2 separate regions of the Homo sapiens genome follow, and region 2 is linked to region 1. Evidence: chromatin loops called from intact Hi-C (ENCODE). Cell type or tissue: Caco-2. All regions are shown on one strand. Links, peaks and the distances in the headings refer to the core of each region. The heading gives the core; the rest is flanking DNA. Region 1 overlaps ALG14 (ALG14 UDP-N-acetylglucosaminyltransferase subunit). Region 2 overlaps CNN3-DT (CNN3 divergent transcript).

The links. A loop is a pair of places that touch in the nucleus more often than their neighbours do. Peaks named below come from ENCODE experiments on the same cell type or tissue, not always from the same donor. Only the 100,000 strongest peaks of a DNase experiment are listed, where the experiment ranks them.
Region 2: it touches region 1 in a loop (5-fold over the local background); 5 of 110 quality-filtered maps call a loop at or near these places.

What each region holds. Positions count from the first base shown.
Region 1 is chr1:95,012,063-95,027,943 of GRCh38, reverse strand. ALG14 (ALG14 UDP-N-acetylglucosaminyltransferase subunit) reads left to right here. Exons shown (of 4, transcript NM_144988.4): 3 at 684-815. Among named protein-coding and RNA genes, the nearest start is that of ALG14-AS1, 42 kb to the left of the region's middle. In Caco-2, for the core only: no CTCF peak of the experiment used is centred there; a DNase peak (open chromatin) is centred at 8,253.
Region 2 is chr1:94,949,932-94,965,812 of GRCh38, reverse strand. It overlaps CNN3-DT (CNN3 divergent transcript), which reads right to left. Exons shown (of 3, transcript NR_168377.1): 3 at 2,543-2,834. Among named protein-coding and RNA genes, the nearest start is that of CNN3, 31 kb to the right of the region's middle. In Caco-2, for the core only: no CTCF peak of the experiment used is centred there; a DNase peak (open chromatin) is centred at 9,752.

The sequences.
Region 1 (15,881 bases), core at 3,692-11,691:
TTGGTCTAATTTCAGTTTCCACAAATACAAACAATGATACAGTGGGGTAATCTGTGGGATATATTTCCAGAAGCAGAAATGCTGGATCAAAGGAAGACACATTTAAAGTTCTGATAGATATTTCCAGATTGCCCTCCCAAAAAGTTGTACCCATGTATTTACCCAGTGAATGTAAATGTCTATTTCCCCATACTCTCAACAACACTGGTTATCCACTGTCGTTGCCAATCAGGTAGGCGAAAATGACTTGTTTTCTGTTGTGCTTGTTAGCCATCTTTTTACATGTTTATCATTATTTGTATTTCTTCCATTTGGAGTTATCTGTCTGTCTTTGCCCATCTTGATACTAGGTTACTTGTCTTACATATTGACTGGTAAGAATTCTTTGTATATCAGCAGGTTAAATTCTTTGCCTGAAACATAGTTTATAGAAACTTCCCCCAACTTATTGTTCAAACTGGCTTTAACATTTTTTGAATCATAGGAACTTTTTTGTCATATGTGATCCCATCTGATGTGTTATATAAAGCATGAGATAGGCATTACAACTCTAATTTAAAAGTGGTTAGAATGAAAATTTAAATTAAAGAAAGCATTTCTGTTTCTACAGCTGTTAATTGTTACTATGTTTAACTTTGATATCAGTGACTCAGTTGATTTGGATTCCATCTGTTTCCTTCTAGTATACCAAATACTACATTCACCGAATTCCAAGAAGCCGGGAGGTTCAGCAGTCCTGGCCCTCCACCGTTTTCACCACCTTGCACTCCATGTGGCTCTCCTTTCCCCTAATTCACAGGGTGAAGCCAGATTTGGTAAGTAAGACCATCACTAAGGAGAGAGAAAGTAACTCCCTGTAGATCTTTCGTTAGTAACAGGACATACTGTTTTCTTAAACAGCTACCATTTATTAGTGTGCCAGGTAGTATGCAAGACCCTGAACTGGCTGGTGCCTTGATCTTGGACTTCCCAGGCTCCAGAACTGTAAGAAATAAATATCAGTTCTTTATAAGCCACCCAGTTTATCGTATCTCATTATAGCACCTGAAATAGACTAAGATATCATCCTTGGATTTTTGTGACTTTTATCACAAAGCACTCTTTCTCCTGCCTCAGCCTCCTGAGTAGCTGGGACTACAAGTGCATGCCACCAAGCCTTGCTAATATTTGTATTTTTAAGAGAGATGGGGTTTCACCATGTTTTCCAGGCTGGTCTTGAACTCCTGACCTCAAGTAATCTGCCCGCCTCGGCCTCCCAAAGTGCTGGGATTACAGGCATGAGCCACTGCGCCTGGCCTGTGACCAGTAATCTTTGATGTTATTGTTGTAATTGTTTGGGGACAGTGTGAATCGTGCTTACATAAGACAGTGAACTTAATAAATGTATGTGTTCTGACTGCTCCAACAGCCTGCTGTCCTCTCTCTGTCTCACACACACATACACACACACACACACACACACACACACACACACACACACATTCCTTGGGCTTCCCTGTCTATGAGACACAACAATATTGAAATTAGGCCAATTAATAACCCTGCAGTGGCCTCTCAGTGTTCAAGTGAAAGGTAGTATTTCTTATGTTTCACATTTTAAATCACAAGCTAGAAATGATTAAGCTTAGTGAGGAAGGCATTTGCAATAGGCAGTTAGTCAAGTTGTGAATGCAAAGGAAAAGTTCTTGAAGGAAATTAAAAGTGCTACTCCAGGCTGGGTGCGGTGGCTCACACCTGTAATCCCAGCCCTTTGGGAGGCCGAGGCAGGCGGATCACAAGGTTAGGAGATCAAGGCCATCCTGGCTAACACAATGAAACCCTGTCTCTACTAAAAATACAAAAGATTTGCCGGCCGTGGTGGTGGGCGCCTGTAGTCCCAGCTACTCGGAAGGCTGAGGCAGGAGAATGGTGTGAACCCCGGAGGCAGAGCTTGCAGTGAGCCGAGATCGCACCACTGCACTCCAGCCTGGGCGACAGAGCGAGACTCCATCTCAAAAAAAAAAAGTGCTACTCCTGTGAACACACTGGTTTCACGATAAGTACATGACATAGCCTCATTGCTGATATGGAGAAAGTTTGAGTGGTCTGGATAGACTATCAAACCAGTCACATTCCCTTAAGCCAAACCTAATTCAGGACAAGGTCCTAATTCTCTTTAATTCTGTAAAGACTGAGAGAGGTCAGGAAGCTGCAGAAGAAAAGTTTGAAGGTAGCAAAGGTTGGTTGAGACTTAAGGAGAGAAGCCATCTGCATAGCATAAAAGTGCAAGGTGAAGCAGCAGGTACTGATGTAGAAGCTGCAGCAATTTATCCAGAAAATCTAGTTAAGATAATTGATTAAGGTGGCTACACTAATCAACATGTTTTCCATATAAACAAAACTGCCTTATATTCGACGATGTCATTCAGGACTCTCGTGGCTAAAGAGAAGTCAATAGCTGGCTTCAAAGCTTCAAGGGACAGGCTGATTCTGTGTAGCTGTTGACTTTAAGTTGAAGCCAGTGCTCATTTACCATTCTGAAAATCCTCAGGCCCTTAAGAATTATGCTAAATCTATTCTGCCTGTGCTCTGTAAGTGGAACAACAAAGCCTAGATGACAGCACATCTGTTTACAGGATGGTTTGCTGAATATTTTAAACCCACTGTTGAGACCTACTACTCAAGAGACAAAGCTTCCTTTCAAAATATTACTGCTCTTGATATATTGGGCTGGATGTTTTTATTTAAAAAAATACAAAATATACTGCTCATTGACAATGCACCTAATTACCCAAGAGCTCTGATGGAGATATACAAGGAGATTAATATCTTTATGCCTGCTAACACAGCATCTATTCTGCAGCCCATAAATCAAGGCATAATTTTGACTTGCAAGTTTTATTATTTAAGAAAACATTTGTAAGGCTGTAGCTGCCATAGATAGTGATTCCTCTGATGGATCTGGACAAAGTCAATTGAAAACCTTCTGGAAAAGATTCACCATTCTAGATGCCATTAAGAACATTCTTGATTTATGGGAAGATGTCCATAAACAGGAGTTTGGGAGAAGTATATTCCAGCCCTCCTGCATGACTTTGAGAGGTTCAAGACTCAAGTGGAAGAAGTAATTGCAGAGGTGATGGAAGTAGCAACAGAGCTAGAATTAGAAGTAGAGCCTGAAGATGTGACTGAATTCCTAAAATCTCATGATGAAACTTGACTAGGACCCTATTCTGTGATAGGATTTATACTGTGCACTCGAGGTATAAAAGTAAACACAGCTCTACCCCTGAGTGGACTGAGGTGATCTGTGAAAATGGCTCGCTATTCACTTGACCCAGAAAAATCCCACAAAAGTCATGCAAACCAAGTTGTTCAAGTCTTCATGTTCACTTTAAGAACATCCACGAAATTGCCCATGCCAGAGAGACCTAAGTAACCAAGATGTTATGTAACTCCAATTTTCTTTAGACATGTATTAGATTCTGCTAATATTAGCTAACTTGCTCAATTGAAAAGTTATCCAGTATTTTAAAAAATATCTTTAATGCAGCAGGTACTAAAAGGGATGAATAAAACAGCTCTTCAGGAAGCTTATACTTTGGCTTCAGGGAAAATGGAGTAAAGAAACAACAGGTAGACTTGAAATACAGATTAATTCAGTTGAAAATAGAGACCCTATTTAAAAGGCCGGGCGCGGTCGCTCATGCCTATAATCCCAGCACTTTGGGAGGCTGAGGTGGGCGGATCACGAGGTCAGGAGATCGAGACCATCCTGGCTAACACAGTGAAATCCCATCTCTACTAAAAATACAAAAAAATTAGCCGGATCGAATGAGTAGGCTGATCTCATATTCTCTTGAAAATATACTCCTAAAGAGGAATTTGTTTCAAGGAGAAGAATAGAAAAGTTAATTTGTGAGATTGCTGATTATTAAAGTAAGAGGACTGCTTATGTTGGGGGAAAAAGATCTATAAAGTTCTTGAGGGTAAAGGCCAAGTATTTTTGCGTTTTCCATGGTCCTTTCTAGAAAAGCTTCCACATATTTGAGGAATGACTTAAAAATAAATGAATGAATACTGGATTAAGTGAGTCATCACAAAAACAAAGACACCCACTCCCTACACTGGTGCTCTTCTCAGGCTTTATTAAGAGTCTGAAAAACCAGGAGGGTTTCCAAAGTCTGCAGTGTTTGATTACTGGCTTCATTCCACCCTGGCCATTACCAAATGAAATACTCAAGGAAAGAGCTCTGCATACAAAAATGAAACCTAATTTAATTTTTAATCAAGTAAAAAATAAATTTCAGATTCTCCATATTAACAAATTGAAAGGAAATGGACCATTTCAACCTAATACTCTGCCTCTTTGCCTGAAGCTGGTTTAATTCACCATGACAAATTTAGATGTACTTATTACATCTACACTCACTCACGCTTTGTATGAAAGAAGTCCATTATTTTATTTAGTCATTTTTTTCCATGTTTCATACCCAGTTTGAGCTGTGAAATGTCTAAGTTCATAGCAGTAGAAAGTTGATGGCTGGGTGCGGAGGCTCATGCCTGTAATTCCAGCACTTTGGGAGGCCAAAGCGGGCGGATCACTTGAAGTCAGGAGTTCGAGACCAGGCTGGCCAACATGGTGAAACCCTGTCTCTACTAAAAATACAAAAATTAGCCAAGCATGATGGTGGGTGCCTGTAATCCCAGCTACTCAGGAGGCTGAGGCAGGAGAATTGCTTGATCCCAGGAGGCAGAGTTTACAGTGAGCTGAGATCATTGCACCCCAGCCTGGGGGATAGAGTAAGACTCCGTCTCAAAAAAAAAAGTTGATGACATGGATGGTGGGTTATTATCTATAAGTAGGATACTGTGATTTTTTTTTTGATTAGGTGTTTTCTGTGGTGAGCCACAAACTAGGTGGCACCAAGATTATCACTGTTTGTATAGTATATAAAATTTTTATTGGCCTACTAATTAACATGTGTTTGAAATATTAAGAAGAGGCAATTAACTCTTGTTAATTGTTGACATGCCAGAACCCTTACAGGAACTTTTTCTCCTTAACTGTTGTTAATTTGATTCTCTTTGTATAATGACTTTCATCTGGTATTATATTTGGTGGTGATCAAAAAACTTTATAACATGTTCAAAGGAAACTTGGCTAGACAAAGAAAAGGTCAGCTGTCCCAAGATGTTTATCTGTCAATGGAATTAAGTGAGAGTAAGGTTTTCCAAGCCAAGTCAGATGAGAAACAATTAGACCACACTTGTCTTACTGCTTCATGTTTTCCAAGATTAATGAAATCATAATTGGGAGCCATTTGTTTAGGTTTCCTCAGTTCCTGCTCCTCTGTTGCCCAGTCCTCTATAATGTGTTAAAATAATGCCAGTGTTACCCCTTCCCACTGTGTGTTTCCTCTCCATATATGCGCTGTAAATTTGGCAGCCTCCTTAAAGATACAGAAGGACTGGCCCTGCACTGTACGTGCATTTAGCAAGTCTGATGATGGTCAGAGTCCACTGCGAGAAGTGGTTTGATGTGAAAATCCCCCCAAATATCTGGTTTCTTGTGACTGACAAACTGCTTTTCCCAGTTGCATGGTGAAATTACCAGCTGTGCCACTGACACATTGGCTGAGTGACAACCTGTAGCTGCTTCCATCCATAAATGAGGTATTTAGTTTAAATGTTATAGCTTCTGTTTCACATTGAGTGAGTTCCGAACAACATCTGTGTCAAAATTAGGCTGCATATTAGCAGTTAGATTGCTTTGAGTTGTTTTGATTCGTCTCCATTTTGGGGGACTCTCAGCAGCTTGAAAATGATTTTTCTTTCTAAGTCGATGCTTTTTCCACTTGGCAAACATTACATTTTTCCTGTCTGCAGAAGCCAGCGTGGCTTTGCCTGTGATTTTTGCTCTCTTGTTTTGCTTTGCCTGCATCACTCTTGAGTTGTCACTGTTCCAGCCCATCACAGGCTCATTTTGGATCTGAGGCTGGTGGGGACTCTTCCTTTCAAGGTGAAAGCCAATGTGTTTTCCCAAGGATAGCTGTGAGGTCACAGTTAAAACAAAAATGAAAGTTGAATGAAAAGGAATTCAGTTGTGAGAGGATAAGAAAAAGGAAAACATGAGGTAAACAAAACTGTTTTTGAAGAAGGGACTGATGTGGTCACAGGCAGTGAGCTCCAGAGACCTGGCCTTATAGATGAGGGTAATGGGAGATGCTGGTGACGAGGTGAGAACAGAGGGTGGGGTGAAGAGAAGGGAAGCCTTTGAAATGACCTTAGATGCATGAATAATTCCTAGAACCAGTCCCAGCTTCACAGACTTTCAGTGCTTATTTTAAAGGATCATGTGAAGCAGGAGCTCTATTTGTATAGCACTTGAAAATCAAGAAAGTGATGTTTCTGTTTAGAATCTTTAAAATCGCTCTTTGACCTGAGGAAAAAATAAAAGAAGGGGGCACAGACAGCACCGATAATTGAATATGTAATGGAGAGCCTCAGAAGGGTGCTGCTCTCCAAGTTAAGTGGGATCATTAAAGTTTTAGAGTTTGTGTAACTAGAGTCAGTAGGGAAGCGTCATGGGAAGTTTTAAAAATTTGAATACAGACTGTGAACTCCTTGAGGAACGGTGAGGTGTATTACTCATCTTGGCAGTGCTAGCACCTATTCTAGAGCGTGGGGCATGTAGGAGTTCAATAAATTTTGAAAGAGTAAATCTGGGTAGGAGAGAGATTAGGAAAGGAGAAGTCAGAGAAGCTATTAAAACCTGATGATGACCATTTACAGCCTTTAGGTGGGCTGGAAAAAGTAGAATAGGAAAAAAACATTGCATAACTGCTCCTTGGTTAACTTTTGCTCCCTCTGAATTAATCGCTGAATTCGTCTAAGGATTTTTTTGATAACATGTTTCTAAAGTGTTAAATATTCTCTTTATCAAAGCACCATAAGAAAATGGCGAAAGTTTCTCATTCACCTTAACCAGAGTACACTTGCTTTATTTCTTTAATTGAAGTGAAATTCACATAACATAAAATTAGCCATTTTACAGTGTACAATTCAGTGGCATTTTAGTACATTCACTATGCTGTGCAACCACCACACACCTTTACAGCATCGAGTTCCAAAACATTTTCATCAATAGTTGCTTTACTTTAATTTCTTGGTGTTGTAGAACCACTTAGAGTTTTGTGGGGTTTTTTGTTTTGTTTTTTTTTTTTGAGACGGAGTTTTGCTCTTGTTGCCCAGGCTGGAGTGCAATGGTGTGATCTTGGCTCACCGTGACCTCTGGATCCTGGGTTCAAGCAATTCTCCTGCCTCAGCCTCCCAAGTAGCTGGGATTACAGGCGTGCACAACCATGCTTGGCTAATTTTGTATCTTTAGTAGAGACAGGGTTTCTCCATGTTGGTCAGGCTGGTCTCAAACTCCTGACCTCAGGCGATCTGCCCGCCTCGGCCTCCCAAAGTGCTGGGATTACAGGAGTGAGCCACTGCGCCTGGCCACCACTTAGCATTTTTTACTTCATTTGGGGGAGAAAAAAAAAAGATTAAAACACAGATAGTGTTTTCTAACAGCCTCTGGAGATCAAAGGCCCTCTCCTTCATGGTCTTTCTAATTCCTTGTTTACCCTGCCCAGAAGTCATTGAGTAGATGTATCTTTTTCAGTTAGCGCTTACTCTTTGATACTTTGCAATTTGATGACTTATTTTTCTCCTTGTATAATTTTTTATCTTTTTTTTTTGAGACTCAGTCTCACTCTGTTGCCCAGGCTGGAGTGCAGTGATATGATCTCGGCTCACTGCAACCTCCGCCTCCCGAGTTCAAGCGATTCTCCTGCCTCAGCCTCCTGAGTAGCGGGATTATAGACGCATGACACCACACCCAGCTAACTTTTGTATTTTTAGTAGAGATGGGGTTTTACCATGTTGGCCAGGCTGGTCTTGAACTCCTGACCTCAGGTGATCCACCCGCCTCGGTCTCAAAAAATGCTAGGATTATAGGCATGAGCCACCACACCCGGCCATGTATCATGGATTTCTTTTTCTAGTGTAAAACATACATGAAGTTAAATCAGCTGTAGAAAGCTTATTGCTGGGATTACAGGCATGCACCACTATGCCCGGCTAATTTTGTATTTTTAGTAGAGACAGGGTTTCTCCATGTTGGTCAGGCTGGTCTCAAACTCCCGACATCAGGTGATCCACCCACCTTGGCCTCCCAAAGTCCTGGGATTACAAGCGTGAGCCACTGTGCCCGGCCAGGTTATCGCTTCTTTACCTGTTAGCATGCAATTTGAAATTCCACTCATACCAGGACAGCATTTTACAGCAGATATAAGCCAAGCGGCTTCTCAACTTCAGTGGTGCCTTTTCCACATAGTCAAAAGGGTTAACTGATTTTCCCTAAGATACATGGGCAAATAATTATTAAAATGTTCTTCAAAAGGACCTTACAATCAAGAATGAGGATAAGTGGAATGAGTAAACACCTTACAAATTTCAAATACTATTATGGCTTACTGCAAAAGCTGTGTTAGCATTATTGGGTGAGGAATGTAAAAGATCCAATCAGAAACAGGTTAGAGAGCTTGAACTGGTATTATACATGCTTAAAAATAGCAAGAAGGTCCCTGCTGATAAGACCTTCAAATTACAGAAAGAACATATTGTGACTGATAATTCTTTTAAGAAATGTGAATACCAGATTTATAAGTTTCACGTGTTTGCAATGTCAAAACTTCCATATTCTGCCATAAAAAGTGAAATCCTGCAGTGGAATCAGCTGTAGAATTGCAAAGGGCAGCAAATTCCATTTGTTAGCAAAATACCATTTTGCATTCTTGGTCTTCCTGAATTCACATTTAAGCCACTTATACAAATCTTTGACACAAGCAATTTTTAAAATATGTTTATGGCTGACAGTTTGTGAAAACAGGTTTGCTTTTGTGGGCTAATCACTTTTCTCTAAAGACAGGTGTCACATGCTTAAATCAGTTGTGTCTACATCTTAAAGTTCCAGATGTTATTTTTCACAAGATTTACTTACACAGTACAGTATTTTGTAGATAAACCTTGTTAGTGGAGGCAGTGCCTGGATTCAGGGAACTTGGTCTGTTGCTGTTTAATTATTCCTAAGCCAATTTGCCTGTTGCAGTTTTTCAAGGAGCCATGATTCATCTCTGTGAAGTCACACAGGGAGAGAAAAATTCCCCACTGGTCACTTCTATTAAAGAACAGAATTGGGAGGGGCTGGAGGTTGGGAGAAGGTAGGGGGTGAATTTCCTGCTCTCTGTGGAAACCAGGTGCAGCTTATATAAGGCAAACTTTCATTCTTAAGGTCATAAAAGAATTCCCCATATTTACCCTTCCTTCCTTCCTTCCGTCCCTTTTTTCTTTTTTCTTTTGTCTTTTTTTCTACTAATTGAGACAGAATCTTGCTCTGTCACCCAGGCTGGAGTGCATTGACATGAGCTCGGCTTACTGCAACATCTGCCTCCTGGGTTCAAGCTATTCTCCTGCCTCAACCTCCCGAGTAGCAGGGATTACAGGAGTGTGCCACCACACCCAGCTAATTTTTTTATTTTCAGTAGAGGCGGGGTTTCACCATGTTGGCCAGGCTGGTCTGAAACTCCTGACCTCAAGTGATCTGCCCTCCTCAGCCTCCCAAAGTGCTGGGATTACAGACCTGAACCACCGCGCCTGGCCACCTCATATTTTCTTTATAGGTTTCATTGAGAATTCATCCTGAATATTTGCTTCCCATTTGATTTCCTATAATTTCCAATCTACTTTTTTTTCTGGTTTGCATCCATTTTACCTCAGTTGTGATACACAAGAAAAAATACCATCCTACAAATCAGGAGGTTTTGGCTTTACTCTCATCTTTGTCAGTAGTTAGGTGTGGTGACTCAAAGCTAATCAGTTAGCTTCTCTGACTTAGCTTCTCCTTCCTATCAAATAGGAGTAATGAGAAGCTCCAAGAGAAGGATCACAGTTGGCAGATGCACTTGCTTTTAACCAAGCCACTCCCTCTGCTGGGAAAGTGATTCCCTGCCATTCAAAACCACTTACTTCTGCTCACCTCCTGCCAGGACATATGATCCTTGGAGCTCCAGTGCCTCATTGGATTTTAGATATTGTAGATCTCAAAAATATATATATGTGCTTGAATTATGATGTCGATGTGGCTATTAGAGTCATTCTGGGGTTCCCCAGGGTTTCCTTAGGGAGCACCTGTCACCCATACACATCCCAAGGGGCCTTCGAGAAGGTGGTTGCCCTTCTATGGCCCTCCCTGATACATGCTCGTGGCCCTCCTCTCTCTTCTGTCTCTTTCCATGCTTTAACTGTTCTTTCTCTTTCTTCCTCTCATCTACACCTCTCCCCTCCATTGGGATCATGTTGAAGCCCCTGTTTCATCTTATCCTTGACATTCTCTCCCACCTGTTTTTGTCACAAAGACCCTAGAGGTTGGCCTGTTTACCTGCACTCCTTTCCAACTGCCCCGATCAGATTATACCGCAGGAATTCTTCTCCTAGGTCTCCCTTAGGTCTACTGGGAAATGAACTTTAATTTTCACCAGTTTTGCCATTTTTTTTTCCTAGCACAGTGACTCTTTGTTTTAAGGCTTTTCCTGCAGTTGACTGTAGGAAGCAGATAGGTGTTAAAAACAGTTAAGCATTGCAGGAGTTAGATGTGTAGGAACTTAGGGATTACTGATGGACTTTATTCAGATGTGAATTGGACAAGGTCTTTCTCAATGCCTTTTGTCTGCTTCAATTATCCCCTTTTTATTTCTAAGACCAGCACTCATCAGGGCCTCCTGCCTTGTCTTTTTTATCAGCCAGTTCTGCAGCAAACTGATGATCCTTGGGCGATAGCAGACACACACATCTTGTCTGATTCACATAGTTGGTCAGTATTGGGACCACATATTTGGTCAAGGTATTTCACACCACACTACACACACACACACACACACACACACACACACACACACACACACACACACACACCCCTTTTGCAAAATTGCAAGGGCTGGTGACTGCAGGATGGATGTTAAGCAGCCCTAAATAGTGACTACCTGTCTAGGCTATCCTCTCTGTGGTCTCTTACCTCTGGTGGTTTCATTTTTGTAGGTTCCCTGACTGGATTGTATTTGTGTGCAGCCTTCAAGCCTTTTTCTGAGGATTTGAGTGGGCAGTAGCAGTGCTGAGGGGTGGCTTGGAGGCCTAATAGATGTTCTTGGGGACTAAATGCATGCCATATAAATGAAGGCAGTGGGCTTATTGCAAACAGTTGTGAGATAAACCTGCTGTCACTGAACCTTCTTCTTTAAAGTCCTGGAGCTGCCATTGCTGTTGTGGCAGAACAGTTCATATTTATCAGATTTAGATCTTGGCAGATTTCTAAATTTATATTTATATCTTGGTGGGTTTCTAAATATAAAAATCAGCATGTGTCTGCATATTCCCTTTCCTCTTTTTATTAGAGCAGTCATATTATTCAATGGTCATTCTCTGATGGAGAAGGCATTTGTACACTTAGAATTACAAACTTACACAGATGATACCTTACCAACAATTTAATTATATACCCTATTTTTAAAGTTTAGATAATAGAACCAAAAGAAGGGAGTGCCTTGTCCAAAGTCTTAGAACTAATAGGAAAGCATGAATAAAAAAAAAACAGTTCTTGTCACTCCCAGCTCCAGGTTCAGCTCTCTGACCACACAACAAATGAGACATCATAGACTCTTCTCTCGAAGGGTATCAGGTGCTGTCTACATGGATAGAGAAAATGGGCTTGGGCAACATGCATACCAGGGTTTAAAATCTAGGTCTGCCACTCTACCATTTGGACAAATTTAGGTGAGCTGTTTATTCTCCATAAACTTCCTTTTCCTCATCTGTAGAACAGGGACCATGATATCTACTTCATAGTCTTGTGTGAACATTCATGCATAAGAAGCCCCCATGGTAGGTTGCTGGATCTTTCTCCTCTTTTGTCATTAAGTTAAATATTCTCTTCCAGAAATCAAGAGGCTAATAAGGAGTTAATAAATGTTTTAAAACTTAGACCACGGAATGTCTACACAATGCCCAGTTTGGATGCTATGGTATTCTGACTGTTTTCATGTTGATTTTCATGCCACAGTGAGCCTCTTCAGGCATGGAAACAACCAAGGATTATTTGCTTCTGTCTTCTTTGTTTTCCAGCCCTCTTATATTTTCATCACAGACTCCATCGCTTCCAAAAACAGTGTGTCAGGATTTACTAATGAATTTCAGCTCTGTCCTGCTGGACCACCATTCAAGGACATCCGTCCAAACCCGCCCCTCTCAAGAAGGGCTTATCCACATGCACCTGATTTACAAACAACCTTAGTTCCCCAGTTTGGTTCCTCATTTTCTTGAGGCTTCTTCTGAGGCTTTTTGTCTTGCACCTTTACTCCATCCAGATCTTGCCCTCCTGTGAACTCCTCTTGAACTTAGAGCTTAGCATTTAATTGTTCTCTAGTCATTTAACTTCTGCTGAATTTTCTCCCTCCCCAAATTAGATTGTGAGTACTTTAAGAGTCAAAAACCAAGCTTTCTGGCTTTATTATCCCTGTGGAGCTTAGCAGTGTGTCAGGTGCTTGGAGAGGTCTTTGATTAATAACTGAATAGTAAGGAACTGGAACACGCTAGTTCTACCAGATGGAAATTAGCAGCACCCAGTCCCAGCTCCCTGCAGATCTCCATCTCTCTCGGTTAAATATCTCGTCCTCAGCTAACACCCTCTGATCCCTCCTGGATCCCACTGAGAGGTGAATGGCATTCACAAGCCCCTTGAACTGCTTCTTGGCTCACCTTTATTACCCTGACTTGCTCCCAACCCACTATCAGGTGTGTTCTGCCCTCTTTGTTATCAAAGAAGGGGGACTTAGGCCTCCCCTATTCTGAGTGCCGTGGCAAGTTTAAAACTGTATAGCGCTCTCTTCAGATTGCAAAGGGTTAGGAATCATAATGAAGCCTTAGGAACTCGAGTCTTTTTCTGCTGCCATTCCATCAACATGCTCACTTAATTCTTAAACAAAATGCTATTCATTGAATTACTTTTTATTTCTTAAGATAGCCTGAAACTATTAATATGGTGCAAGACTTTCTGATGTCATTGCTCTGGGATCATAAAACCTACTTGTCAAAGCTATTCTTTGAAGTTATTTAGCCATAATTTTGTTATAAGCTTTTTATTTACAAATAAAAATTATTTATAAATCAATTTGTAAATAATTGTAATTATAAGTTTACATGTAATTTTAACTATTTGTAGATAATTCAAAAAATTATTTACAAATTTGTTTTTATTTTGTATTGAGTAACTGCTGTGAGCTGAGACTAGAGCTAGGCACCATGGGAAATGGAGATGGCAATTTGTGCTCAGAAGAGTTTGTAATCTAGAATCCAGCCATGGCCCCAAGTCTGAGGCTAAGAAGGAAGGATGATCTGGACTGGGAACAGAATTGACCTGCCTCAGGGTTCCAGACTGAAGCATCAGTGTGATTTTTTAGAGGTGTTTTAAATCACAGGCCCTATTTTGGGGGTGAGAACAGGTTAATTAGCCACTATTCCATTATTCCAGGCTGCACAAACTACATAGTAAAGATTATGGCCTAAGGCTTCAGGATGTCCAACAGAATAGTTCTGAAAGTCAGGGGAAGCAAACGCTCTTCAAAGCGCCCAGAACAAATAGCCCTTTAGGTCAGTTCTTAAATCAATAACAGATCAGTCACCAGAGGAGGAAGTCTGTTTCACAGCCAAACAGTGAACAATGCTGTACTGAAACCCTAAGCTCCCATGGTCTCTGGGGAGTAATTAGAACTTGTTCAGTAATCAGCTAATTTGTATTTCTGGGAATGATTCTAAATAAAAAATGATAAAAGTTGGATAAAGGGTAAACTATAGACCATTGCTTCATAATGGAATTGCATAATTCAAGTGGGGAATCATAAATTTGGAAATGCTGGAAGGGTTTTTTTTTTTTTTTAAGAAAAAAGTGATTTAAAGGCAATGCTAATAAAATAAAAATAACCCATGACTAAAAATATATGCTGAAGCATTTTATCTCACTGGAACCTGAGAACAGTAAAATATCCAAGCTGGAGTCTAGTCTACTAGACTAGTCTAGTTTTCTCACTAGGCCTATAAATTAATTTTGAGACTCTGAAGTAATTGTTTGACCTCTTTTGTCTGCAGAGTCAGTACAGATTTGGGGTGTTGTTTGTTTTAGTTGTTGGCAAAACATTGTAGATATCCAGATCCTGGTTGCTGTATTTTTATTAAAAAGAACAGGAAACTGGCCAGGCACGTTGGCTCACGCCTGTAATCCCAACACTTTGGGAGGCTGAGGAGGGTGGGTCACAAGGTCAGGAGTTTGAGACCAGCCTGGCCAATATGGTGAAACCCCATCTCTACTAAAAATACAAAAAATTAGCTGGGCGTGGTGGTTGGCACCTGTAGTCCCAGCTACTCAGGAGGCTGAGGCAGGAGAATCAGAGGTTGCAGTGAGCCGAGATTGCACCACTGCACTCCAGCCTGGGCGACGGAGCAAGACTCTTGTCTCAAAAAAAAAAAATAAATAAATCAAAACAAGAGCAGGAAACTTATTTCCATCAAAAGAGATGGAGGGCTAGGATAAGTGAATAAACAATAGCTTATGGTTAATTTCAAATACAGCTTGTTACCCTGCACTAGAAAAATGAGACAATTCTATATTTAATTATATATAGCAACTCTAACATTTGTGATGAGAGGAAAAGATTCTTCTGGGTTTTTTTTTATTGTTTCTTTTTTTTTTTTTTAATTGAGACAGTGTCACTGTGGCACAATCTCGGCTCACTGCAACCTCTGCCTCACAGGTTCAAGCAATTCTCCTGCCTCGGCCTCCTGAGTAGCTGGGATTATAGGTGCCTGCCACCACACCCAGCTAACTTTTTTTGTATTATTAGTAGAGAAGGGGTTTCACCTTGTTGGCTAGGCTGGTCTTGAACTCCCAACCTCAGGTGATTCGCCCTCATCGGCCTCCCAAAGTGCTGTGATTACAGGCACGAGCCACCGTGCCTGACCTGTTTTTCATTGTTTCAACAGGACAAATACAAGAAAGACTTGACTGGTATCTCATCAGATTATACTTTTCCTGTGATATCAGTTTTGAACTTATAATTTCTTTCCAGCTCCAAGAGTCTCTGATTCACTGATTCTAACATGACATACTAGGAAATTCTATCAAAGCAGGGGCTCCTGGAACAGGTCCCGTTGACCATGGACCACAGATGTTCTCAAGGAGAAACCCACATATGGTGATAGGGTATATGACTAAACTGCCTGTTTGAGATACACAGCTTTCATGACTACCAAATCTGGCATTTGTGTTTCTCAGTAGCAGATGTGAAGAATGAGTTATTACTTAATGAGCAGCAAAATCTTATTGGACTCCACTGCAGTGCACAGTAGCTCACTCTAATAAGACGAAACAACTGTAAAATAGTTTGTGTGAGTTCAGTTCCGAGTCTACTTCTGACCCAGTTGGATGGTATTATTTCCCCAACCTAGAGATTTCAGGTTACTGTGACATCCACGAAAAGATCCAAATGATATTTAGTAGAAGTTCATATGATGAAATGAGAATTAAACTAAATTTGGTTAAATGTTTTGAGTTTTACTTTTGTATTAGTCCATTTTCATGCTGCCAATAAGGACATATCTGAGACTGCGTAATTTATAAAGAAAAAGAGGTTTAATGGACTCACAGTTCCATGTAGCTGGGGAGGCCTCTCAATCATGGTAGAAGGCAAAAGGCACGTTTTACATGGCAGCAGACAAGAGAGAATGAGAGTCAAGCCAAAGGGGAAACC
Region 2 (15,881 bases), core at 4,954-12,953, 63 kb after region 1:
AGGTGGAGGTTGCAGTGAGACGAGATCATGCCACTGCACTCCAGCCTGGGCAACAGGCCAGGCCATCTCAAAACAACAACAACAACAACAAAAAAAAAAAAACCTCGGATGTGAAAACACAGAATTTAGAGATAGAAGGTCTATAACTGGACACCTCACTTATATTTTTAGCAGGTGAGGACACAGGACCAAAGATACTCCAAGACACAGGTGGCTGGTCACAAAAGCCCTAACTAAAACTAAGGCATTCTAGCTCCTAGGCCGACTTTCCACTCCACTGCATTTTACCCAAAGCACTAAAGAGAGAACAATTGACTTTTGAATTATCATGCAGATCTATTAAAGAATACACAGGCCGAGCATGGTAGCATCTGAAATCCCAGCACTTTGAGAGGCTGAAGTGCGAGGATCACTTGAGGCCAGGAATTCAAAACCACCCTGGACGACATAGTGAGACCCTATCTCTACAAAAAATTTTAAAAAATAGCCAGGAGTGGTGGTGTGCACCTGTAGTTTCAGCTACCCTGGAACCTGAGGAAGGAAGATAGCCTGAGCCCAGGAGTTCAAGGCTGCAGTGAGCTATGATCATGCCACTGCACTCCAGCCTGGGCAATAGAATGAGACCCTGTCTCTAAAAAAAAAAAAAACAAAAAAAAAAAACTACACAATTAAAGCACATTTATAGTACCTGAAACTCAGATAACAGCTTGACTACCATGAGAGCTAAAGAGATACCGCCTATCAATGAATAAATGACAACAAGAACACAAACTAAGGCTAAATTTTGTCATTCTGGTTTTCAGAGCAGAAGCTAATTTTTTAAATTGACTTTATTAAAATCATTTTCTTCACTTAAATTTATACTTACCCCGTGGAGGAGATAAAATTAAGGAAATGAAGAACTCTAACTTTTTTGAACATGGGTTTCTATACATTTGAATTTTCTCCCTGATCAGGTTATTATCTGTTATTTTTTTCTTTTTTCTTTTTTCTTTGAGACGGAGTCTCCCTCTGTTGCCCAGGCTGGAGTGCAATGGCACGGTCTCAGCTCACTGCAACCTCCACCTCCTGGGTTCAAGTGATTCTCCTGCCTCAGCCTCTCAAGTAGTTGAGATTACAGGTGTGCACCACCACGCCTGGCTAATTTTTGTATTTTTAGTAGAGACTGGGTTTCACCATGTTGGTCAGGCTGGTCTCAAACTCCCGACCTCATGATCTGCCCGGCCTCAGCCTCCCAAAGTGCTGGGATTACAGGCGTTAGCCACCACGTCCAGCCTCATGTGTTATTTGCATAATTTTGATTAAAAAAAAAAAGACTCTTACACCTTGAGGTTTTTGTTTGATGTGCTGTGCTTCTCATCTACAAGTTTGACACTAGCAGTGGACTATTTTCTACACTTAGCTTATCAATGGAATTCAAAAGAAAAGAAAAATGACATAATTTTATTTTTGGGGAAACTCAGTCTTATTTCCTTTCTTGTGTGATTCTCCAAGGAAAAATGGAGACCAGAAATTTGGTTAAAATATAACTTATAACTGGAATAAATTTTGGCATCTTTGGGGCCAACCCACAACTCAGAGGGAAGCCCACTCTGGAGGCTAAGAAACTCCCAGGGTTAATTGCAGCTAGTAAACATGGATGGCAGGGCTTAAATCCCTGCCTCCATTCTCGTATTTATCCTCCCATTACCCACGGTGATTGCATTCCTGCAGTCAAGGGCATAAGTCATCCAATTTTACTTCCCATTGGTTTTCTATAGCTCCCATTGGGCTGTCCCATCGGAAGTCATTTGTTATGAGACAGAGTCTTGCTCTGTCACCTAGGCTGGAGTGCCTAGGCGTAATCACCGCTCACTGCGGCCTCTGCCTCCAGGGCTCCAAGGCTAAAAACTTTTCTAAATGTTATTTTTGGCTGGGCGCAGTGGCTCACGCCTGTAATCCCAGCACTTTGGGAGGCCGAGGCAGGTGGATCACCTGAGGTCAGGAGTTCGAGACCAGCTTGGCCAACATGGTGAAACCCTGTCTTTACTAAAAATACAAAAATTAGCTGGGCGTGGTGGCGCATGCCGGTAATCACAGCTACTCGGGAGGCTGAGGCAGGAGAATTGCTTGAACCTGGGAGGCGGAGGTTTCAGTGAGCCTAGATCGCACCATTGCACTCCAGCCTGGTGACAGAGCAAGACTCCATCTCAAATAAATAAATAAAATAAAATAAATGTTATTTTCCATACTTCAGGTATGTTTTGTTCTACTCTTAAGGGGAAAAAAACAACCTATGTAAACTAAAATTCAGTAACCCAGTAATTCATCAAGTTTCTCTGTTATCTTAGAGGCACTATAGCAGAATGGTTTAATACCTGGACCCTGGGGTCAGGCTGCCTGGGTTCAAATTCTGTCTTGCTTTTTACCTGGGCAGGCCACTGCACTTCACTGTGCCTCAGTTGTTTCATTTGTAAGGTTAGGATTATAGTTGTAACATCTTTATAGGGTTGTTTTGAAGATGAAATGAGTTAATAGATGTAAAGCACATAGTAACACTCAGTAAACACTCAATAAAAAGCTTTATTAACCTTAATATGTTTCTTCATAGCCCTTGTAAAACCCTAGCCACTCTTTTGCAATAAAGCATTTTCAAAAAGTACCATCGATCCGGGGTTATCTCTGTGTTCTTTTCCTGGAGGATCCTGAGTGCGGGCTGTGTCGACATCACGTCATTAATGTCTTCTGCTCCCTGCACTGTGGTCAAAGGCTTTTCAACGTAGCCTTGGATCCCCTGGGTTTGCTGCAGTTCAGTGCACCTCAAAGCACGATAACAGGAACTGAAATGGCAGAAACTGAAAGCAAAATAAAATTCAGCCAGGAAACACTTAGCTGTTTTTCCCTTTGCTCTGCATGGGGAAAAAAAAAAAAAAAGAGGAGGAGATAAATCGAAAACCTGTAAAATCCAGCATGTACTTCAGGGTTGTTTTAATTTTCTAAATATAAGTACAGTCTTCATTCCTCCCTCCAGCAAATATCTATTGAGTGTTTACTGTGGTGTGCCCTGATTCCCCATAGACATCTGGTGGCTATCTATCCTGGATTTTCTAGAACAATCCTAACTTTAAATGTCTTTGGTGTCTTTTCATGAAAATACATTTAAAAGGCAGTGGAAAAAAGCCTTTCTCAGGCCCCATGGCCAGAGTTTTGTTCCATATTTACTTTCAGCTGTGTTTCTGTTTTCCCCAAGGTCAGGAGCCGCCCAGTAAAAAAAAAAAAAAAAAAAAAAAAAAAAAATCTCCAAGTCCTGAAGGTACTGCAGGAGCCAGGATAGGGAAATTACTAGATGGTATTCTCTGTTTCTCCTCTGGAGAAAGAGTTTTAAGGGTTAAAATTTTCATCTATAACCGTGGTTGTTTCTTTGGGGCTGGCAATACTGAAAACTAACTTTTTGTATTATACATTCTTATAATGTTTGGTTTTTTTACACTTTTTAATGAGATGTATTACTGCGATAAGCAGAAAAGAAAATAAAAGTTTTTTAAACTACTGACTTACTTCCACAAATAAAATAGACATTCTCTTTTTTAGCAACCCAATAACAAGGGGTAGTGAAAAATGATATGCTCCCTGAAGACAGGGACCGTCTGCTTTTCTCATCTTAGCATTCCCACAGAGGAGCACTGAATAAATATCCATCAAAGGAATGAACAAAGGCCTCCTTCATATTCCTTAAATCATCTTTACTTTCCGGAAAGGAACATGGTAGCTCACCTTAACCATGCCAAAAAACATATACTTTATATAAGTCCAGATTTACACACAAAGGATTATTTACTTGATGAAGGGATTTACCAGATTCCTTTCTACAGCAAAATCTCCTCAGTCGATTTAAAGTGTGACTTGATTTGCTTCATTTTTCTTATGAGATAGTGGAATAAATGAGAACTTCGGTAAACCAAGAGCCGGGAGTGTGAACCCTGCCTTAGCCTCTAGAGTAGCTGAGATCACAGGCGTGCGCCACCACGCCCAGCTAATTTTTTTTTTTTAACCTCTGACCTGTCGTGTGTCCTTGGGCAGGTTTTTTTGTTTGCTTATTTTTTTCACCTCCCTGTGTCTTAGTTATCTCTACTCTAAAATGAGAATAATTGGAAGGGTTATAGGTACCATATTAAAGCCCCTGGGACAGTGCTAGAAGCATAAATATAAATGGCAGCTGATATTCTTATTGTTTATTAAACCTTTTCAAAGTATCCAATGCATGAATTGAAGTGTAATTGCAGTGATAACCACAGGCCCCAAAATGTATCATGGAGGCTAAAACCTAATTGGTTTAAAAAAAAAAAAATCAAGCTTTTTATGCTTCATCCCAGATAAGTGATTTAAATGCTTAGACTCACATCGTTTCATGCTTGGAGTTCTGAGAGCACAAGGGGCCCCCTTTACTTCCTTGTTTATGTGACAACAGGGGAAATCTCATCATCCTCCCCTCGCCAGGCTAACTTTTTGAGGTTCAGCTTGAAAAAAAAAAGAGAAAAGTAGCAGTTATATTTGGGAGCAAGGACTGGTGAGCTTGGTTACTGGGATTGAACCCTAGCCTAGAGGAATTACTGAAGGTTGAACCCAACAAAAGTACCTAAACCTCAGTCTAAAGTTTTCAATCCAGGCCAGGCGTGGTGGCTCACTCCTGTGAACCAGCACTTTGTGAAGCCAAGGAAGGCAGATGGCTTGAGCCCAGGAGTTTGAGACCATATGGCCAAGATGGTGAAATCCTGTCTCCCCTAAAAAAAAAAAAAAAAAAAAAAAAAAAAAAAAAAAAAAGAAAAATTAGCCAGGCGTGGTGGCACAGGCCTGTGATCCCAGTTACTCTGGAGGCTGAGGCAGGAGAATTGCTTGAGCCCGGGAGGCGGAGGTTGCAGTGAGCCAAGACGGCGCCACTGCACTTCAGCCTGGGTGACAGAGTGAGACTCTGTCTGAAATAAATAAACAAACAAACAAACAAACATTTCAATGTGATAAATAAATCAAGAGCTGCACTATATAGTGAGAGTAGGAAGTCTCTTCCTGACCCCATCTCTCCTCTTTAAGGTATGAGAGAGGCCTGAGGGGCTTGCAGGCCACAGAGCTGAAGGCTAGGATATCACTCCAACACGGTCAAACAGGAAGAATCCAACTCCCACTAGCTTCAAGAACAAGTGATGGGGAAAAAAGGGAGAAGCAGGAAGCCGGCAACAGACAACTGTATTTTTTCTAGTTACACATGCAGCAACCAAGCTATGTCCACATGGTGGGCTTCCCCGTGTCCGGGTGCATTCACTCTGGCACCTTGCTAAGATTCTTTGCAAGTCAACAAGTCAACAGGCTTCCTCCTCATGCCATGTCTGCCCTGTCCTCCTTCTAGAATCAGGGAGGGACTCTCAGGAAGTAGACCAGACCCACAGGCCCCTGGGCTGCCGGACACTCCCACTCTCCCCCACAAATGAGAAGATCTCCCTATCCCCTCTTGTCCCTGTCCCAGATCCCCTCAGTAGTGATTATGTAATTCCATTACAATTCAGAGGAAAAAGGGATTTTTAAAAAGAGATCAGAGAGGCAGATTGGCCTTCAAGGTAGAGGATCTATAAAACCAGCCCATTCTACCGGCCATAGACAGTGTTCAGATATCCTAGACAAGGAAAGTCCAAGAGGAACACAGAGGGTTAAAGTTCCTCCTGGACTTGGGCAGGTGCAGTGGCTCACACCTGTAATCCCAGCACTGAGGTGGGAGGATTGCTTGAGCCCAGGAGTTTGAGACCAGCCTGAACAACATAGAGAGACACCATGGATACAAATAATTTAAAAAATTAGCTGGATGTGGTGGTGTGTGCCTGTGGTCCCAGCTACTCAGGAGGCAGAAGCAGGAGGATCACCTAGCCCAGGAGGTCCAGGCTGCAGTGAGTGGTGACTGCACCACTGCACTCCAACTTGGGCAACACAGTGACTCAAAAAATTAAAAAAATAAATAAAAGCAGAATAGCATTATCCTTTAAGCATCACACTCTCACACACACAAAGTTAGTGTACGTGGATATTATATCTTGAGTTTATTGAGATGTATGAGAGCACAACTTGTGCTTTTTCGAGTTCTTTACAATTCTTGATGTAATGCTATATAGCACTATATAGTAGATGCTCAACTGATATTTGTGAATAAATGCCTGTGAAATAGAGTCCTGGCCGGGCATGGTAGCTCAAGCCTGTAATCCCAACACTTTGGGGACTGAGGAGGCTGGATCACCTGAGGTCAGGAGTTCGAGACCAGCCTGACCAACATGGTGAAACCCTGTCTGTACTAAAAATACAAAAATTAGCCGGGCGTGGTAGCAGGTGCCTGTAATCCCAGCTACTCAGGAGGCTGAGGCAGGAGAATCACTTGAACCTGGGAGGCGGAGGTTGCAGTGAGCTGAAATTGTGCCATTGCACTCTAGCCTGGGTGACAGAGCAAGACTCCATCTCAAAAAAGAAAAGAAAAGAAAAGAAATAAAGAGTTCTAGAGTGGTAAGGGTAGGCTTCATAAAGAGGGTAGTAAGTTACCTAGATTATTACAGGGCATTGATCAGAATGCTGGTTGTAGTAAACTTTTTAGTTTTATTGTTAGAGCCAAGAAATAATACTAATTCCCCTCCACTTCTTATAAAACATGGCAAGGGGCAGGGGAGATGCTTAGCTTTTGAGTGCCCATTTTTGCTGCCAAAGGTAAGGAAGCTAATTTTACTAGTTGTTCCCTAAGGTACTGGTTTATATCTATCCTCTTTTCAGTCCTGTTGTTCTACCCTGCTTATAAACTTCATCATAAGAATCAAGACATGAGAGGCACAACAGTGAACACAACAGAAGTCAGGCGACCTCACTCTAAAGGGCACTCAACTACAAGAATAACCCATCATTTATTTCTGTTGAAAATGGAAACGTGGGGCAGGCTCCTTGGTGGTAATCTTCGCTGTGCCTGATTCTGATTCTAGGCAGAGACAGAAATTGTTTAATAAAACCCAGGTGACCATATCCTTTCCTATGCAGACATAATGGATTGCAATGTCATGATTATGCTCTGTTCTCCAGGGCTTTTGCAAACAAGTCATTATATCGTGGTGGAAAGTTTGAGGTATTCACTATACCTTGAAAATAATGTGCCTTTCTTTACCAGGGTAGGAACAGCCTCTAAGTGAAGACAGAGGAGTGAGAAATATGACATTTCTGCATGAGTTGGCTACTAGTCGCAACACATCTTGGTGCAAATAAAGGAAGTGTTAGCTGCTTGGGGTGGTTAATTGGCTGGGCCACGGTGCCCAGATAGTGGTGAAACATTATTCTGGATGTTTTTGTGATGGTGCTTTTGAATTAGATTAGAATTTAAATCTGTCAACTTTGAGTAAAGTAGATTGCCTGCCATGGTGTGGGTGGGTCTCATCTAATCAGTGGAAGGGGTGAATAGAACAAAGGTCTCACCTCCCCTAGCAAGAGGAAATTCTACTAGCACATGGTCTTTGGACTTGAACTGTATATCAGCCCTCCCTGGGTCTTCAGCCTGCTGGCCTACCTTGCAAATTTTTGTTTGTTTGTTTGATTGTTGAGACAGAATCTCACTCTGTCATCCAGGCTGAAGTCCAGTGGCATGATCACAGCTGCCTTGACCTCCTGGGATCAAGTGATCCTCCTGCCGCAGCCTCTCAAGTAGCTGGGACTACAGGCACATGCCACTATGCCTGGCTAATTACCTTGCAGATTTTGAACTTGCCAGCCTTCATAATTGTATGAGCCAATCCCTTACAATAAATCTCAACGAATCTCTTTCTATACGTATACATAACCAATTGGTCCTATCTGTCTGGAGAACCCTGACTAATACACTGCTGTAACAAATAATCCTCCCACATTTCAGTGGCTGAACACAATGAATTTATGTCTCTCTCAAAGAGCAGCCCAAAGCCAGAGTTCCCTGTTGGGGGGAGTTTTTCCACCATGCAGTAATTCAGACACCCAAACTTCTTTCACCCATGATCCATTATCCTCCAGGCCCTCTGCATCCTCTATGTCCAGCTGGCAGAAAGGAAAGTGAGAATAGAGAAGACAAATCTGCGTTTTAACCATGGTGGCCCAGATGTGGCCTCCACTATTCCCACTCACTTTCCTTTGCTGAGAATGAATCACATGACTCCATGGAGAGGAATGGTGGGGCTGGGGAAGATGGCCCTTGACTGCAGAGCCACTTCCCAACAACAACTTTCTGCTACGGAAAAGGGAGCAAGCATTTGGTAGCCACCAGTCTTCTTGGTGAACACTTGCTGTCTTACGTGTGTTTTTAAGAATTATTCCACTGCAACTCTAATCTCTTTGGTGTTTTCTCTGACAAGAGTCCCCATCCAATTTGTTTCCTTCTAATACGGCACAGAGCTTATTCTGTGCATTTCCTGAGTGGCCTCACATCATTAGACCTTTCACAGATCTAAAATCTAGCAAGAAAAATAAGGTTAACAAAAATAAAAAGGTTAAATAATAATAGAAGGCCAGCACAGTGGCTCATGTCTCTACTCACAGCAATTTAGGAGGCCAAGGTGGGAGGATTGCTTGAGCTCAGGGGTTCAAGACAAGACTGGGCAACAAAGCGAGACCCTGTCTCTACAAAACATTAGCCAGGTGTGGTGGAGCACATCTGGAACCCAAGCTACTCAGGTGGCTGAGAAAAGAGGATGGCCTGAGCCAGGAGGTTGAGGCTACAGTGAGCCAAGGGTTGCGCCACTGCACTCCAGCCTGAGCAACAGAGAGAGACTCTGTCTCAAAAAAACAAAACAAAACAGTAGAAGGCAGTATGTTATTACATGTGCAGAGAACAGGACAGATGGTAAGTATAATGTGTGTTCAGAAGAGGGAAAGTGGCCGGGTGCTGTGGCTCACTCCTATAATCCCAGCACTTTGGGAGGCCAAGGTGGGCAGATCACTTGAGGTCAGGAGTTCGAGACCAGCCTGGCCAACATGTTGAAACCCTGTCTCTACTAAAAATACAAAAATTAGCCAAGCACGGTTGTGCATGCCTGTAGTCCCAGCTACTCAGGAGGCTGAGGCACAAGAATCACTTGAACCCAGGAGGCAGAGGTTGCAGTGAGCTGAGATCGTGCCACTGCACTCCAGCCTGGGCAGCAAAGCAAGACTGCTTCTCAAAAAAATAAAAAAACGAGAAAGAGAGGTTCTGTAATCAGATGAAGTAAACGTGTAGTTCACTAGAATCTTTTTTTGTTGTTGTTAGGTTTTCCTTTTTTCCAAAAAAGATTTTAAGTTCCTCATTAACCAAATATTTGAGTATCTATTTGTTGGCTGGCTCTTACTAATATCTTACTCACATCTCCCTATATCACCTATGCTGGTACAGAGCATATAGTAAACACTGGCCTCTCTCTAATTCTACTTCAGAAATATCTCATGTCCATTTCTCCATATGCACTCCCCATCCCTAGCCTATGAACAATGCCCTCTTCCTTCTTGCCTAGCCTACTGAAATGTACTCCCTGCTGGGCTTCCTATTTCTAATCTCTGACCTTTTTAACTCATATCCACAAATCACCAGAGTTATCATCCTAAAACACAGGTCAGATTGGGACAGACCTTGACAGAGAACAAATTCCACAGGCCTTCATATGTTAGTGTGCTAGTTTGTTTTATGCTCATAAATTCCTCCCATCCCAGTTTGTATGCTCCTTTGCAGTGTGACCTTGCTGCTTCTCCCTTGGAGGAGTGGAGTTCGTTTTTCCACCCTCTTGGATCTGGGCTGGACTTGTGACTTGTTTTGACAAATACAATGCAGCAGACATGACCTAAGCGTCCTGAAGCTTAGGCCTAACAGGCCTGGCAGCTTCTGCCTTTGTTCATTTGGAAAGCTGCCCTGAGACTCCAATGCAAGGAAGGCAGTCTGGCCTAGTGGAAGATGAGAGGCCACATGGAGAAGAACTGAGGCTCTCTAGCCAGCAACCATTCCCCAACGTCAACTGTCAGACGTGTGAGGGAGGCCCTCTTAAGCCTTCCAGCCCAGCTGTCACTAACTTACGCAGACACATGAAGGAGCCCAGGGGAAACCAACAGAGGAATACCCAGGCAACCCATGGCATCATGAGAAATAATAAATCGTTCTAAGCCACTAAGTTTTAGGGTAGTTTTTTATTTGTATTTGTATTTATTTATTTATTTATTTGAGACAGGGTCTCACTCTGTTGCCCAGACTAGCGTGCAGTGGCATGATCTTGGCTCACTACAACCTTCGCCTCCCAGGCTCAAGCGAATTTCCTGCCTCAGCCTCCTGAGTAGTTGGGATTACAGGTGTGTGCCACTACCGCCCAGCTACTTTTCATATTTTTAGTAGAGATGTGGTTTCACCATGTTGGCCAGGCTGGTTTTGAACTCCTGACCTCAAATGATCCACCCACCTTGGCCTCCCAAAGTGTTGGGATTACAGGTGTGAGCCACCGCGCCTGGCCTAGGGTAGTTTTTTATACAGCAATGGATAACTGAAACAGGTAGACTCAATAGGATGGGTCTGAAGATGAGGGAGAAGATGTCTAGAATGTCTCCTGTAAGCTGAGGTTTAAGGAAATAGGCAATAAGCGTCGATCAGAATGTAAGCATTGAGAACATATGGGATATTCCATTAGAGATGTCCAGTAGGTAAGTGAATACATGGCTCTGGGGCTGTCTGGCTTGGGCCATCAGTTTCAGTAATAGGGAGTGGATTAAATCACCCAGGACCACCCAGTAAGTGAGAGGAGGCAGAAGTCAAAGGTCAAAAGACAAAACCTTGGGGAGCGCTAACATTTAAGACTGGGCAAAGGAAGGAAAGCCAGCAGCACAGGAGACTGTTTTGCAACACAAGTAAAAGTGGATAGTCTATGTTTATGAGCTTTACTTTTGTTCTTTACTTTTCTCTGGCCAGTCAAAAAAGGAAAAAGAAAAAAAAAAGGCAGTGGAAGAAGCAAAGAAGATACCTGGGATAGGAATGTAAGGAAGTCCCAAGGACCTAATTAGTCATTTTCCGGATGCAAACAAGTCCTGGAAATGCAGGGGTCAGTGCTTTCCAAGGCCCGGGGGAATGCTTAGCCAAGAAACATAGCAATCTATGCAGAAAAGGCAACTAACCAAACTTGCTATGCATACTCCTCTTTCACCAGGATAGAGATCTGAGGGGGACCCAAACAAATTCAGAGAAAACTAGACAAACTACCCACTCTAGTCAACAGCAGAAGAGACGGAGATATGTGCAGAGGCAGCCATAGAAAGGCGCAAGTCAAAATATGCCAGAACACAGACAACACAGTGAGGACAGAAATAAAGATACACGGCGAGGCATGCCTCTTGACTGTCCTATCTCTTCTTCACCTTCATATCTCTCTCAGACACATCAGTGTAGCTTTATGGACTCCTGTCCTGTGGGAAACTAGATGATTACATTTATATTTCAGGATATAAGTGTATAATTACACACTTATGCCAGAGTCAGAAACTCCCCATCCAAAAACTGTTAACAGTTTAAATGAACAGAGCTGCTGATGCTGTTTACAATATGTAGGGAGAAAGAAAGAGAGAGAGTGGGGGAGAGAGAGAGAGACAGTGTGTGTGTGTGTGTGTGTGTGTGTGTGTGTGTGTGTGTGTGTGGTGATCACTGCATATCCCCAAAAGAAACTCAGCTATCTTGGATCTAGTTCCCTAATTTTATAAGTTTTTGGATATTTTTTGACACTAAGACTGCAGCATTGTTTACAACTCTCTGTCTCTTAACTGAGGATTCAATTTAACAGACATACTGAGCAGCCACGTGGTGCAAGGGCTCTACAAGGCACACACAGATGTAGGCAGTAGTGTTCCGGTAAACCAGCATTCCACAGAAAGAGACTTGATTTACAGCATTTGCTTATGTTTTTGTGGTAAAAGTATTCCCACCATGGCTGATTTCAAGCTACCAGTGGTTTAATAACCGAGGCTCATTAAAATCTTGAATATTTAGCATCCCTGGGTCTAACATTTAAGAATGAGGAAATCCGGCCAGGCGTGGTGGCTCACGCCTATAATCCCAGCACTTTGGGAGGTCAAGGTGCACAGATCTCAAGGTCAGGAGATCAAGACCATCCTGGCTAACATGGTGAAACCCTGTCTCTATTAAAAATACAAAAGATTAGTCGGGCTTGGTGGCAGGCGCCTGTAGTCCCAGCTACTTGGGAGGCTGAGGCAGGAGAATGGTGTGAACCCAGGAGGCGGAGCTTGCAGTGAGCCGAGATTGCACCACTGCACTTCATTCTGGGCGATACAGCGAGATTCCATCTCAAAAAAAAAAAAAAAAAAAAAAAAAAAAAGAGGAAATCTGAGGTATCCAAGACAACAGCCAGCACCAACTGTCAGCTCTGTGCATGAAACCATGTTAGTCCTTCTAGCCCAGCTGGCCCTCAGCCAAAGTATGTCCAGGGAAGACCAGCACCATAATCTCCCAGCCAAACCAAGGAATCATGAGAAATGGTGGTGGTTGTTTTAAACTACTACATTTTGGGATGATTTGTTACACAGCAATAGTTAACTGATACACACATAGTAGAGACTGCCTGAGGGAGGGTCAGTTTCTAGAGAAGCAGGAGCCTTTTTTGGCCTTCTTCTCTGTTAAGTTCCCAGGCCTAGTCAGAAGCTATCTGAGAAATTTCCATCCTTCTGTTTGTTACATCAAGACTTCCTAGACACCTGGTACTAAATACAACCACTGGCAGCTCTTATGTTCTTGCCCCTTTGAATGTGCTGCCAGTCCAACTTTTAATCAGCCTGGGGGCTGAACAAAGGAAAGATAATATTTACAGGCAGTTGTTTTAGGAAATTTTGTTTTCTTGAAAATTAGGCTTGATGATTTCGTCAAATGAAAGGAATAGGAAACACTGTAAGCGAGACTACCTAAGGCAGATGGAACATTTAGCAAAGTCCTCCTCATCTGTTTCATTATCTCCTCTGGATACTGACATTTCTTATCTGTCCCGCCATCAGAATTAGACTCTGAATGTCTCTAACTGATTTGTTAAATATTGACTTGATATAGTAGCAAGGAGCCAGGGTCCATTTTTTTCCCACGACACCCCAGTCCTAAAGTTAGTATTTTGTGCAGGTGATACCGTCTCTTTATGAACACTTTTGCAGAGCAAGCCCCAGTTGGACTCCTCTAGGGGATTTTCCTACTAAAGATTTCAAAAGATAAGATCTACTTCTTTGGCCTGTGTACCTTTATCATGTGTGAAATACTGGTGATTTCAAAGTATCAGGGACCAGGGAAACGACAACAAAAAAACTCTTCAAAACATCCATTTCCTAGAGAAAAGCTAGAAAATAATTATTACAAAAGCCAAGACAGTGTTTTCTCCTGGGAGGAGAGAGAGGGCTAATGGGGGTGAGGTGCCATGAGGGAGAAGCCTTCAGGTCATGTTCAAATTCTTACCCAGGTAGTAGGTCATACGGTATATGGACTATAATAATATTTTTAAGCATCTGTGCAATTTTATGCTTTTTGTGAATGAAGGCTTTATTTCAGAATAAGAACAAATAACCAATTTAAAAGTAATGCATTCTGCATTCTGATTTCTTATTGTATGAGCTGGGAGCTTGTTAGAAATGAAGACTCTTGAGCCCACCCCAGGCCTACTGAACCTGCTGATCCTGAAGTGGTTTGTCTGGACATTGAAGACTGAGCAGCACTGACCAAGATTAAAAGACAAGTCACTAGTTCCAAGATATTGGAAAAGTCACATTATCCTTATGCCTATGTCACATCTGCAAAATGGGCGTAATAATGCAGATCTGGCCTCCTTTCCAGGCTGCTGTGAAGAGGATGTGAGATCATACATGTGACAGCCCTTTGAAAAAAACCAGTAAAGCATCGTATACATTAGGTCTTATTATTACCTTGGGATAGCATCCTGAAAGAATCAATTGCAAAGAAGAAATCAGTTATCATTATCATCTTACTTTATGCTGCCTCTGCTTTCCTGGCAGCTTCATGCTTCTCAATTCTGCTCTGTCAAAACTTGCTTTCCTCCCTGCCTTGAGGGTATTACCAGTTTCACAACAGATGCAAGGTCAGCCATGCCCTTTGCAAGGTCTCTGGAGCAGATTACGTCTTTCAAAAGGCACTAGAGTCCCCAATTTAACTTTCTGACAAATCAAATCCACATGTTTGGCTAAGCCTGTTGTATGACAACAGCGTCTGGTCTCACCTGGGCTGAAGCTGAGCTCCAGCAGGAACCGGGAACACCAGGCAGGCATCAGATGCTTTCAATTGTTTATGGCTCTTGGCTTTTATTTTAATTTTTTTGAAGTTTAAAAAAATTTTATTTTATGTGCAGAGAGCTAGCAGTGGTTTCTTTCATTGAGCGCTGTCTTGGATAATCCATTCAGGGAAGACCACTTAGTCCAACTTGATGAGGGCTATAATCCCTTCCATTCTGATGGAAACACAGGTGGCACATATTGAAGTTATAGTCCCAGATCAAACCTGCTGGTTTGACCAGACACAGCAAGAGCAAGAACCGTGGCCAAATTTTCTAGGGTAGTTCCAGCAGAGCTGCTGATGACACATCTCTGAAAAAAGGGCAGTAATTCTGTGCACTGCACATTTTAAGGACTCAAAAAACTTGTTGGTGATGAATATGTGCATTATTTCAAATGTGACATTCAATCTTCTCAACTTCAAAAGATAAAAAACAAAACAAAACAAAACAAAACAAAAAACAGGTCCAAATGGACAGGTAACTAAAGCACTTATTGGTGAGGCTTGTCTAGGTTTTCTTTCATTAGGGTCCTTCTACTGAGTTTCAGGAGTTGACATGATGTTGATATTTTAAGGATGCGGTACTTAAATGCTAGACATTCAGATGTTGTGCTTCATTATTCATTCATCTCAACACATATTGGAAGGCCAGTCTGCACCAGGTTATATACCTGGTTGTATTTGTGTTCTGTCCATACAGTATGGGGAGATATAGGTGTGTGCGTGTGTGTGTGTGTGTGTGTGTGTGTGTGAATGTGTAATTATTTTTGATGACCATATTAAAAAAAGAAAAAAGAAACGAAAGAAAAGAAAGGGAAGGTGTGTGGTGAAACTGTTGAGAACTTCCCCAGTGCCTATTCCAGAGTTAGGCCCTCCTGGTCCAATCCCAGCACTACAAATATTAGTTGTGAGACTTTGGGCAAGTCTAATGATATGTTCTAAATGATATGATCTAAATGTTCTCATCTGTACAACTGTGACAAAAACAGGACCCATTTACTGTAAATATTAAAAGATTTAAACCATGTGCCTGGCATGTGATAAGGGCTCCATAAATGTTAATTTCATGATAAAGAAAGGGACTAGACATCAGCTTTGGGGGCAAAAAGAACCCCATCAAACTTGTAAATGTCACTATCATGATTATTGACACTCTGTTGATGATATTGTGCAGAAAATAATTAACATAACAGGCCCGAACTACTGCCTGTGAAAAGGCAGGCTTGCAAGGTTGGCCCTTGGCTGGTATGTGGGAGAGAACTGAGATTTTGCAAGGGTTCCCACCATTAACTGATAAGAGTGGTTCATTGTGCCAGACTGTTTGTGCAAACAATGTGGTTTGTGCTGAACACCTGCTTTCTTCTGGGAAGCCAGTATTTCCATATGTGCCAGGTTGGGGCTGCCTACATGACCAGGCTCCAGTAAAAACGTGGGGCACCGAGTCTCTAATGAGCTCCCTTGGTTGGCAACATTTCACACCTGTTTTCACATACAGAACTTGCTGCTGGGGGGTTAATTTATCCTTTGTGATTTTACTGACAGAGGAGCCTTAGAAGCTTGTGCCTGGTTTTCCCCAGACTTCACCCCAGAT